Linked DNA regions of Homo sapiens: region 2 is linked to region 1. A link is an interaction called in ENCODE POLR2A ChIA-PET data of the cell type or tissue named here. Cell type or tissue: MCF 10A. All regions are shown on one strand. Links, peaks and the distances in the headings refer to the core of each region. The heading gives the core; the rest is flanking DNA. Region 1 overlaps FHAD1 (forkhead associated phosphopeptide binding domain 1). Region 2 overlaps EFHD2 (EF-hand domain family member D2).

Region 1 (5,376 bases), core at 137-5,136:
GTAGTTATTAGGGTAAAATTGAGTAAGATCAGAGGAAGTAGAGGCTGAAAGTAGACCTAGAGGACTACCTGTATGAATAAGCGACATTAGTGGTTCCATGTGGATTTTGTATTATTTTTTTCTGGTAACTCAAAGGTCCCTTAAAAGAGTTTTGTTTTTGTTTTTTAATTAAATAACCTGGCCAGGCATGGTGGCTCACACCTGTAATTCTGGCACTTTGGGAAGTCAAGGTGGGTGGATCACTTGGGGCCAGGAGTTTGACACCAGTCTGACCAACATGGCAAAACCCCGTCTCTACTAAAAATACAAAAAATTAGCCAGGTGTGGTGGTGCATGCCTGTAATCCTAGCTCCTCGGGAGGCTGAGTCATAAAAATCGCTTGAACCCAGGAGACGGAGGTTGCAGTGAGCTAAAATCGCGCTACTGCACTCCAGCCTGGGTGACAGAGTGAGACACTGTCTCAAAAAAAAAAAAAAAAAAAAAAAAGGAGAGGGGAGGAAGGGGGCATTGATTAAGACTCAGCTCCACCTCCTGGTTGGGGATTACTTATGTGTGTTACATTCTTCTGTAAGGAAGTGTCTCTTCTCTGCCATTGAATTATTTACTCATTCATGTATCTATATCAGTACGGACTCCTCTGTCTTTATTTGATTCTCTGTGCTATAATCCACCTGATGTTATTTATTTTGTAGCTCATATTGTCCTAGCCTTGGCCACTGGAGCGCTTTTGGGTTGGTGCTTATCCCTCTAACAGGGCCCGCACCTTCTGTTTTTGAGCACTTACTCACTTTCTGCTGTTACAAGATGCCCCAGGCTCATAGTGTATTCTCCCTGCCCCAGCCCCAGAATCAGCTGAAGGGTATTTTTTAACTTTGGCTCTGTTTGCCAATTGTTCAATTCAGTTCGGTCAGCAGGCACCTAGAGTGTGTGCCAGGCCCTTCACTGGGCACTGGGTCCAGCCAGTGCTATGCTGATGAGTGTCTGAAAAAGTAAAGTATGCAGGTATAGTATAAAGCTTACTGACACAAAGAATGTGTAGCACATTCTTTATAAATAATAACAAAATATGCAGGACTCTTTATGGCAAATTTATCATAAATTCCATAGAGCCATTGATTCTCACAGAGGGTTTTTATTGATTTTTGCCAAACTCTTGTATCCCTAGCCAACTTATGGTAGCAACTGATGAATGTTTCCAACCGGAATACTGGTGGATATATTTGTTTACCTTTGTGAGTAAGACGAAAGTGAAATGAGAAAGATTTGTATTGGAACCTCACATGTTCATCAATGACATGAGCACCTTCTTTGCTATCATAGTTTATGAATACCAGAAGAAACTATTGGATAATAGTTTTTGAATATCAGAAGAAAATTTCCTCCATATCTTTTGTGCTACTCATAATGTGATGGCTACAGACATAAAACACTTTTAAATCTCATCTGTATTACTAATATTTTATCCAACACCTTCCTAAGAATAGACAAGCAACAAAACAAAAAATCAATCCCTGATTTGTAACATTCCCTGATTTCTGTGGTGTAAATACTCCCATTAATGCAGAATAGGCAAGCCCCAAAATTGGGACTTAGCCAGGGAGGGTTCTTGGCTTTGCCCAGGAAAGAATTCAAGGGCAAACCAGCAGTGTGAGACAGCACCTTTTATGGAAGCAACAGTGCACAGTGGCAGGAGCGGGGCTGCTACTTGCTCAGCAGGGCTACCCCATGGGCAGTGCGCCCAGAGTAGCAGCTCAAAGACAATTCTGCAGTCATATTCATATCCACATTTAATTACACAGAAACGAAGGGGTGGTTTATGCAGAAATTTCCAGGAAAAGGGTATTACCTTTCAGGTAGTTGGGTCATTGCCATGGAAAGGGGTGGTACCTTTTGGGTGTTGCCATGGCAATGCGAAACTGACATGGCACACTGGTGGGCGTGTCTTATGAAAAGCTGCTTCCACTGCGGCCCTGTTTTAGCTGGTCCTCAATTTGGTCTGGTGTCTGAGCCAAACCTCCAGAATTGAGTCCCACCTCTTACCTCACCATCCTGGCCAATTTCAAGCTTCACTAACACAGAGCCACAGAGAGCTGGGTAGCAGCACATCACTCTACAGCACTGCCAACACACAGACGCAGTAGGAAGAATAACTGTAAGAGCACAGATTATCATGAAATATAGTAAAATAATTAGGAGGCTAAGTTTTAAGTATTTATTACTGTTGTTTCTGGTATAATTTAATTGTAAGTATATATAATTTATTTTTTAATGGCTGTGTTTATCAGCCAGCTCACAGAATTCTCAACATTTACTCATCGGCTCTCATGAGCCAGCACCAACAGGCCCCAGCTCTCCTCTGGCACAGCAGTGAGCCAGCTACAGCCCTGCCTGGGGGGAGACTGCAGTTCTCTGAGTGGCATCCAGGGTGCTGCACATACCCTGTGACTCAGACTTGCAGGAGGGAACCTATAACGTTCCTGGAAAATCCTGTCCACACATCAATCCTGTCCATGCACCATCTTGGGGATTTTCACACCATCTATTTCTCATTTTCATTTTTTAACTCAGAAAATCTATTCTTCATTAGCCAATCATCTAAGATCCTTTTGCAAGTATGGAAAGCAAGTGCAAATCATGACTTCAAATGACCTGGAAGCTCCAGGGGCACAGAGTTTGGAGTCAGACAGCATCACCACTTCCAGGCTTCAGGACCTGGGGCAAGTCTCTGAACCTCACTGAGCTTCTGCTCCTTTAATGCACAAAATGTGGGTAAAAATGCTTCCCCTACCCCAGAGTTATTCTCGTGATTAGATGGGGCCACATATACAAAGGGCACAGCACAGCCTAGCACCTAGAGCCTTCTCTCCTTGGTGGTTCAAAGCCAAGTGGTAAGAATTGGAGGCCAGGCACAGCGGCTCACGCCGGTAATCCCAGCACTTTGGGAGGCCGAGGCGGGCGGATCACGAGGTTAGGAGATCGAGACCATCCTGGCTAATACGGTGAAACCCTGTCTCTACTAAAAATACAAAAATTAGCCGGGCATGGTGGTGGGCGCCTGTAGTCCCAGCTACTCGGGAAGCTGAGGCAGGAGAATGGCATGAACCCGTGAGGCGGAGCTTGCAGTGAGCTGAGATTGCGCCACTGCACTCCAGCCTGGGCGACAGAGCGAGACTCCATCTCAAAAAAAAAAAAAAAAAATTGCAGATAGCAGAAAACATGACAGATGCTCCAAGGGCAAGGTCTACTTCCCCACCTTGTCCACAGCCTCCAGGGCTTCCTGGAAGAATGCATGGGTCCTGTAGGACTCTGGGCAAACTCCCTTGGCGTTTTAGGGTGTCCTTCTCACCCTGAAGCCTTGACAGGGTCAGAAGCAGATGTTAGCGTAATAACACAAGAAACAAGGAGATCATCCGGAAACAATGGATTTGGAGTTCTCGAGTACATTACTGGTTGGGTGTTTATTCAAGCTGATAGAAATTCAGCCGTGGGTGTGGTCCAGGTGGTTGGCAGCCTGCTATTTTAGACAGTGTGGGAGAGATCAGGAAAAGCACATGCGGCCTCAAAAATAAACAAAGAAAAAACCACCACGCCACACACCATATGGTCAGAGAGAAAGAAAGAGGAGGAAAGAAAGAAAGAAAGAGAGTGAAAGAAAGAAGGCACTAGCAAGTATTTTTTAACTAATATTTCTAAGCCAGACTTGTTGATAACTGACCTTGATCCCAAACTCTATGTACATTCTAATGTGAGCTCAGCCAGGAGCCAGTTTTTCAGGAGTCTTTTTTTTATGTTTGTTTATCCTCCTCACTGTTTCCTTGTAGTTACCAGCAGCAATTTCTGAGAAAACCTTGACCTTGCTTATGATAGAGTAGGCCTGTTAAGTAGAGAAGACTGACATTAACCTTCCAACTAAAGCCACCCTAAATCAACATGCTTTCAAAAAACAAACAATGCCGGGCGCTGTGGCTCATGCCTGTAATCCCAGCACTTTGGGAGGCCAAGGCGGGTGGATCATCTGAGGTCAGGGGTTGAAGACCAGCCTGGCCAACATGGTGAAACTCTGTCTCTACTAAAAATACAAAAAATTAGCTGGGCGTGGTGGCACATGCCTATAATGCCAGCTACTTGGGAGGCTGAGGCAGGAGAATCGCTGGAACCCAGGAGGCGGAGGTTGCAGTGAGCCGAGATCACGCCACTGCACTCCAGCCTGGGTGACAAGAGCAAAATTCCATCTCCATAAATAAATAAATAAATAACAAAATAAAACTTTTTTTTTTTAACTGAAAGAGCTGATTGCAGTCTTTGCTGCATTTACACATCATGCACTGGCCCCTTTAGAGACCCTCTCATTAGCACTGTGGGGGCTACAAGTGACAAAACCAGCTCAAACTAGCCTCACAGTACTGAGCAGTTAGTGCAGGGTGCAACGCGAGCCAGGGCTCAAAACCAGCTTCTCTGTTTGTTCATTATGCACAATAGCCAAGAGGTGAATGCAGCCCAAGTGTCCATGGACAGATGAATGGATAAATAAAATGTGATCTGTCCATGCAATGGAATATTATTCAGCCATGAAAAGGAAGGACATTCTGACACATGCTACAACATGGGTGAATCCTAAGGACATTGTGCTAAGTGAAATAAACCAGTCACAAAAGGACAAATGTTGTATGAATCCACTTATATGAGGGACAGAGTATTTAAATTCATAGAAATAGAAGGGGAATGGTGGTTACCAGCGGCTCTGAGGAGAGGAGAAGGGAGAGTTATTTAATGAGAATATATTTTCACTTTTGCAAGATGAAAAAGTTCTAGAGATCTGTTTCACAGCCATTAGACTATACTTAAAAATACTGAACTGTACACCTAAAATGGTTAAGATGGAGAATTTTGTTATGTATTTTTTTACAATTAAACAAAAACCAGACCAGGTGTTGGGGCTCATGCCTGTAATCCCAGCACTGTTGGAGGCTGAGGCAGGAGGATCACTTCAGCCCAGGAGTTTGTGACTAGCCTGCACAACATGGCAAAACCCCATTTCTACAAAAAATACAAAATTTAGCTGGGCCTTGTGGCCTGCGTCTATAGTCCAAGCTACTTAGGAGGCTGAGGCAGGAGGATCACCTGAGCCCGGAAGGTTAGGCTGTAGTGAGCTGTGATTGCACCACTGCACTCCAGCCTGGATGACAGAGTGAGACGCTGTTTCAAAAAAAATGGAGAAAAGAAAACCACCTTCCCTCTCTCCACGTCTGGGCTGCACCCCTTGGTGCTGGCTACATTCTCAAGTCCCCAGTTCTCTGTGGCTAGAGATTCTGGTGTCCAGCCTAGTCTCCTTGGCTCTGATTGGATCACATGCCCCACCCCTGGCCAATCACTATG
Region 2 (5,376 bases), core at 173-5,172, 150 kb after region 1:
GTGCTTGCTGACATGCGTGTGCCTGTGTGTGGTGTCTGTTGCTGTGTCGTGAAACTGTGACCATCACTCAGTCCAAACAAGTGAGTGGCCCTCGAGGCCACAGTTATGCAACTTTCAGTGTGTGTCATAACGACGTCACTGCTTTTTAAACTCGATAACTCTTTATTTTAGTAAAATGCCCAGGAGTCCTGGAAGCTACGCGGACTTGCAGAGGTTTTATTTTTTGGCCTTAGAATCTGCAGAAATTAGGAGGCACCGAGCCCAGCGCAGCAGCCTCGGACCCGGATTGCGTTTGCCTTAGCGGATATGTTTATACAGATGAATATAAAATGTTTTTTTCTTTGGGCTTTTTGCTTCTTTTTTCCCCCCCTTCTCACCTTCCCTTCTCCCCGACCCCACCCCCCAAAAAAGCTACTTCTTCATTCCGTGGTACGATTATTTTTTTTAACTAAAGGAAGATAAAATTCTATATTCTTATGTGTGTATGGTTCTTGATGGTGAGTGGGCAGGGAAATGACAAGGTCACCTGGGTGTGGGGACAGTGGTGTCAGAGCCTGGGAGGGAAGGGGACCTGCCCTAGTGGAGGAGGTTGGTGTTTTATGCCCAGATGCTGTCACCAGGCATGAGTCTAGGTGCTTTGTGCCTATTAACTCATTTAAATCCTTGCAACCAGCCCATGCAAGGGATGATATTTTTATTCCTCTTTTGCAGATAAGAACAGGGAGGCGGCTGGGCGTGGTGGCTCACACCTGTAATCCCAGCACTTCGGTCGGCCGAGGCGGGTGGATCACCTGAGGTCAGGAGTTCGAGACCAGCCTGGCCAACATGGTGGAACCTCGTCTCTACCAAAAATATAAAAATTAGCCGGGCGTGGTGGCACACGCCTGTAATCCCAGCTACTCGGGAGGCTGAGGCAGGAGAATTGCTTGAACCCAGGAGGCGGAGGTTGCAGTGAGCCAAGATTGCGCCACCGCACTCCAGCCTGGGTGACAAAGAGAGATTCTGCCTCAAAAAACAAAACAAAACAAAACAAAAAAACAGGCCTGGAAAGTCTCCCAGAGACACACAGGCGAGTGGGGCGGCAAGAGGCAGGGCCCAGGCTGTCGAGGTCATGGCTCGCAAACCTGCCAGGTGAGCAGAGAGGAGGGGCTGCCTCTCCACAAGGCCACACAGTGGCCGGCAGTGGCATTAAGGCCCTGGGAGTTATGGCTTGTGCACCCCAGAGACCCCCAAGCACCCCTGCCATGGAGACACCCAAAGTCTTTCACAGGCTGGAAAACCCCAGGAGTGATGGGGCGGACACCAGCGGCTGTCTGTGTGTGGCTTTAGACAGATCAGGCCCCCACTGGGTCTCAGTCTCCCCATCTATTCCATGCGAGGGTGGGCGAGGGTCTGGGGTCTTCCCAGGCAGGGTGTGGGAGCTGGAGTTTGGATTAGGCAGGGCATCGCTGCCCCCAGGTGGCCAGGGATGGTACTACAGCAACCGGGATGCCTGGGGAAGGCAGTGTCATCCCCACATGCTACCCAGGGCCTGAGACGCCACTGTACGCCACCACCAACTTGAGACTTTCAGTTCCACACTGCCTTTCAAAACCCCTTCCCCAAGAGAGGAACATCCACATCCCTGATATCCTGCTGGAAAGGGCTTCGGGGAGAAGGGACGGGGACGCTGAAAGAGGGCATGGTGGCTCACACCTGTAATCCCAGCACGTTGGGAGGCCGAGGTAGAAGGATCACTTGAAGCCAGGAATTCAAGACCAGTCTGGGCAACATAGTGAGACCCGATCTCTACAAAATATAATAACAAATCATACTGAAAAGGAAGCTCCTGATGGTGATGGCAGTGGGCCTCGAGTCCTTGGACCATGAGAGACCAGGGCCAGCTGTGTCATGCCAGGGCCCTCCACCAAGGGTCTCAGCCTGTCAGGAGCCCCCAGCCTGGGTCTGCACAAGACCCCCACTCCCAGCTCTGGCAGAGAAAGCAGGTTGAGGAGGGAAGGGACCTGGAGTGATCCTAGGACCAAGAGAGAGGGCTCCTTAAAACCCTCCCAGGGCTGGACACAGTGTCCCATGCCTATAATTCCAGCAATTTGGGAGGCCGAGGCAGGAGGATCACTTGAGTCCAGTAGTTCAAGACTAGCCTGGGCAACATAGCGAGACCTCGTCTCTAGAAAAAAAATTAAAACTAGCTGGGCAGCTACTCAGGAAGCTCAGGAGGAGGATCACTTAAGCCCAGGAGTTCAAGGCTGCAGTGAGCTATGATTGTGCCACTGCACTCCAGCCTGAGTGACAGAGCAAGACGCTGTCGCTTAAAAGAAACAAAACAAACAAACAAACAAACAAAAACAACTCCCAGGTTCCCTCCTCTCATTAAGCCTCCTTGCACTGAGTCCCAGCTCCAAATCCCCATGGAACCCCCAGCCCCTCTCTCTGAACTGTTAACCCCTCGCTGAACGCCAACCCCGCATTGGGCCCCACAACCCTCTCTAACCCCCAGTGCTTCCATCTGGCTTGGAGGCGAAGCCCTGCCAGCCCCTCAGCTGGCCCCTTAGTGGGCCTCACCCAAGACGTAACAGCTGCCGCCCGAGAGTCCTGTCCCAGCGGCCAGAAAATCCCAGCCCTGTCAGTGACACCTGCCTCTTTTCTCAAGCTCTTATCCCGCCCCACCCCCACCTTGGCATTGCTCCTCCTGAGGCCCAGAGCACCACCTGACCACCACCCCTTTCCACGTGCCTCTGCCAAGTCGCCCCTGGTTATTTTTCCAGCACAGTCTGGCCCCAAGTGGCTCAAGGACTTTGAGGTCCTGGGTCCTGGGAGACACACTCCACCTCCTGAAAAATCCCAGGGTCCAGCAATGGGGCAGGGGGCGGATTCTGGCATTCTCTCACCCTCGAGGCCTCAGATTCATCTGGACATGGACTCTGTACGGAAGGAATCCTTTCCCTGCCTGCCCCCATCAGGCTCCCACCAGAACCAGTCTCTTCTCATGCAGAACTCCACGCCCTTGGCCCATCTCTCCAAGGGAGACTATCTCCAAGGAACACTCCCCATGTCCAGCAGGGAGCTCCCCATGGCTGAACGGGTCTTATTATCTCTATACCCAATCCTATCATGGGGCCTGCACACAGTAGTTGCTCCGTGAATGTGGGAGGAATGAATGAGTGAATGAATAAGTGAGTGAATGAATGTTTTCTGTGTATGTTATGTTTCTGTGTATGACATATGGTATGTCAGTGACTCACAGCCTGGGCAAACAAAACAGTCACTTCTTTAAATATGCAAGTTAGGTCAGGCGGGGTGGCTCATGCCTATAATCTCAGCACTTTGGGAGGCCGAGGTGGACGGATCACTTGAGGTCAGGAGTTCGAGACCAGCCTGGCCAACATGGTGAAACCCTGTCTCTACTAAAAATACAAAAATTAGCCGGGCATGGTGGCTCGTGCCTGTACCCCCAGCTACTCAGGAGGCTGAGGCACAAGAATCACTTAAACTCAGAAAGCAGAGATTGCAGTGAGCCGAGATTGTGCCATTGTATTCCAGCCTGGACGACAGAGTAAGAGTCTGCCTCAATGAATAAATAAATATGCAAGTTAATCCAACTTCAAGCCCTGACCCCTCCCATCGCAGAAATCCACCCTCCCAGGGCTTCCGTCAGCCGATATCCATAGGCCCCCTCTGGGGTACTTCTTCAGTCTCGGTGATCAAGGCCAGAAAATCAGGTCAGCCAACCCAGCGTCACCACCATAACTTAGGCAGTTTGAGCCACTGGGATCATGGTGTCGCCTGACTGGCTGCTCCCTGCACCAGGCCTGGAGTCAGGAGGGGCTGGTGCCAGCCATGCACGTGCCCAGAGGCAGCTCCTACGCCTGTCCACCTTTTCCAGCAAGAACAAATTTCTCCTGGCTGCCCTGGGACAAAGCTAAAGGCACCTCCAGGGCCTGGAGAGGGTGCTCAGGGAGAGCCATAGACCATTCCCCAAACTCTCTCTGTCTCAGCCCTTGGGTCGTCTAGAACCTCACGGAAGGAGGGGCCACAGGGCCTGGAGCCCATGACACCTTTAGAGGCCCACAAAATGTTTTGATTTTTTTAAAATCAGTAAGAAAAAAAATGAAAAGGATCCAAACTGGATTATATTCAGTGTTATCACCATACAATAAAACATAATTTTTATTATTTTTTTTAAGGAAACATAATTTTTCATTTTTTTATGTTTTATTTTTTGGAGTTGGGGTCTCTCTATGTCACCCAGGCTAGAATGCAGTAGCATGATCATAGCTTACTGCAGCCTCAAATTCCTGGCCTCAAGTAGTCCTCCCACCTCAGCCTCTAGAGTATCTGGGACTACAGGCATGTGCCACCACACCCAGGTAATTTTTTAAATTCTTTTAGAGTCAGGGGTCTCGCCATGTTGCCCAGGCTGGTCTTGAACTCTTGGCCTCAAGGGATCCTCTCACCTCAGCCTCCTGAGTAGCTGGGATTACAGGCACGAGCCACCATGCCCAGCCAGTTTTTAATATTTTTTAAATGGAGAAAGGGGCCCATGAAGGCAAAAGTACTCAGTGACCAAGTCCAGTCTCAAGCTTTCTCATAAGAACCAGATAACAACAATAATAATAGTAATAGCAAACATTTAGACCGTCCTTGCCATATGCCAGGCACTTCTTCCAACAGCCCTAGGAGGGAGGTACCATTTTCTTTCTTTTTCTTTTTATTTTTTTGAGACGGAGTCTTGCTCAGTCACCCAGGCTGGAGTGCAATGGCACGACCTCGGCTCACTGCAACCTCCGCCTCCCGGGTTCAGGCAATTCTCCTGCCTCAGCCTCCCGAGTAGCTGGGATTATAGGCACCCACCATCATGCCCGGCTAATTTTTGTATTTTTGTACAGACAGGGTTTCACCATGTTGGCCAGGCTGGTCTTGAACTCCCGACCTCAGGTGATCTGCCCACCTCAGCCTCCCAGAGTGCTGGGATTACAGGCATGAGCCACCGTGCCCGGCCAAAGGTACCGTTTTCACTCTCACTTTATAAACGAGGAAGCACAGAGAGGTTGCGTCACAAGCATAAGGCCATAGAGCTATGAAGCAATAGTGGTGGGTTTAGTTCAACCCTAAGCAAAGCACTCAACATCCTGTCTTCAGCATCTGAAACAGATTAAGGGCGACCTCGGTTTTCTCCAGGGACAATTGTTTGGTGCTGCCTTACATAAAAGGTCCCTCCCTGTAGATGTCTCAAAACAAGCAAGTTTCCCTATAGCTGAGCAGCCAGCAACCTCCCTCCAAAAAGGTCAGTTTCTCTGTGAACCTTCAAAGAGCTGACAATAACTCTCTTCACCTGGGACCTCATCATCAATCCATTTGGCTATTTCTATGTTTGTG

The links. ChIA-PET counts read pairs that join two places held together with the same protein. Peaks named below come from ENCODE experiments on the same cell type or tissue, not always from the same donor. Only the 100,000 strongest peaks of a DNase experiment are listed, where the experiment ranks them.
Region 2: POLR2A ChIA-PET joins it to region 1 with 5 read pairs; 3 of 35 experiments call an interaction of 5 or more read pairs at or near these places.

What each region holds. Positions count from the first base shown.
Region 1 is chr1:15,281,299-15,286,674 of GRCh38, forward strand. All of the region lies in intron 3 of FHAD1 (forkhead associated phosphopeptide binding domain 1), which reads left to right. Among named protein-coding and RNA genes, the nearest start is that of FHAD1, 37 kb to the left of the region's middle. In MCF 10A, for the core only: a CTCF peak has its summit at 2,420; DNase peaks (open chromatin) are centred at 1,883 and 2,403.
Region 2 is chr1:15,429,863-15,435,238 of GRCh38, forward strand. It overlaps EFHD2 (EF-hand domain family member D2), which reads left to right. Exons shown (of 4, transcript NM_024329.6): 4 at 1-477. Among named protein-coding and RNA genes, the nearest start is that of CTRC, 5.9 kb to the right of the region's middle. RefSeq lists enhancers at 650-1,150, 3,811-4,310. In MCF 10A, for the core only: a CTCF peak has its summit at 1,452 (motif pointing left); DNase peaks (open chromatin) are centred at 1,469, 3,239 and 5,059.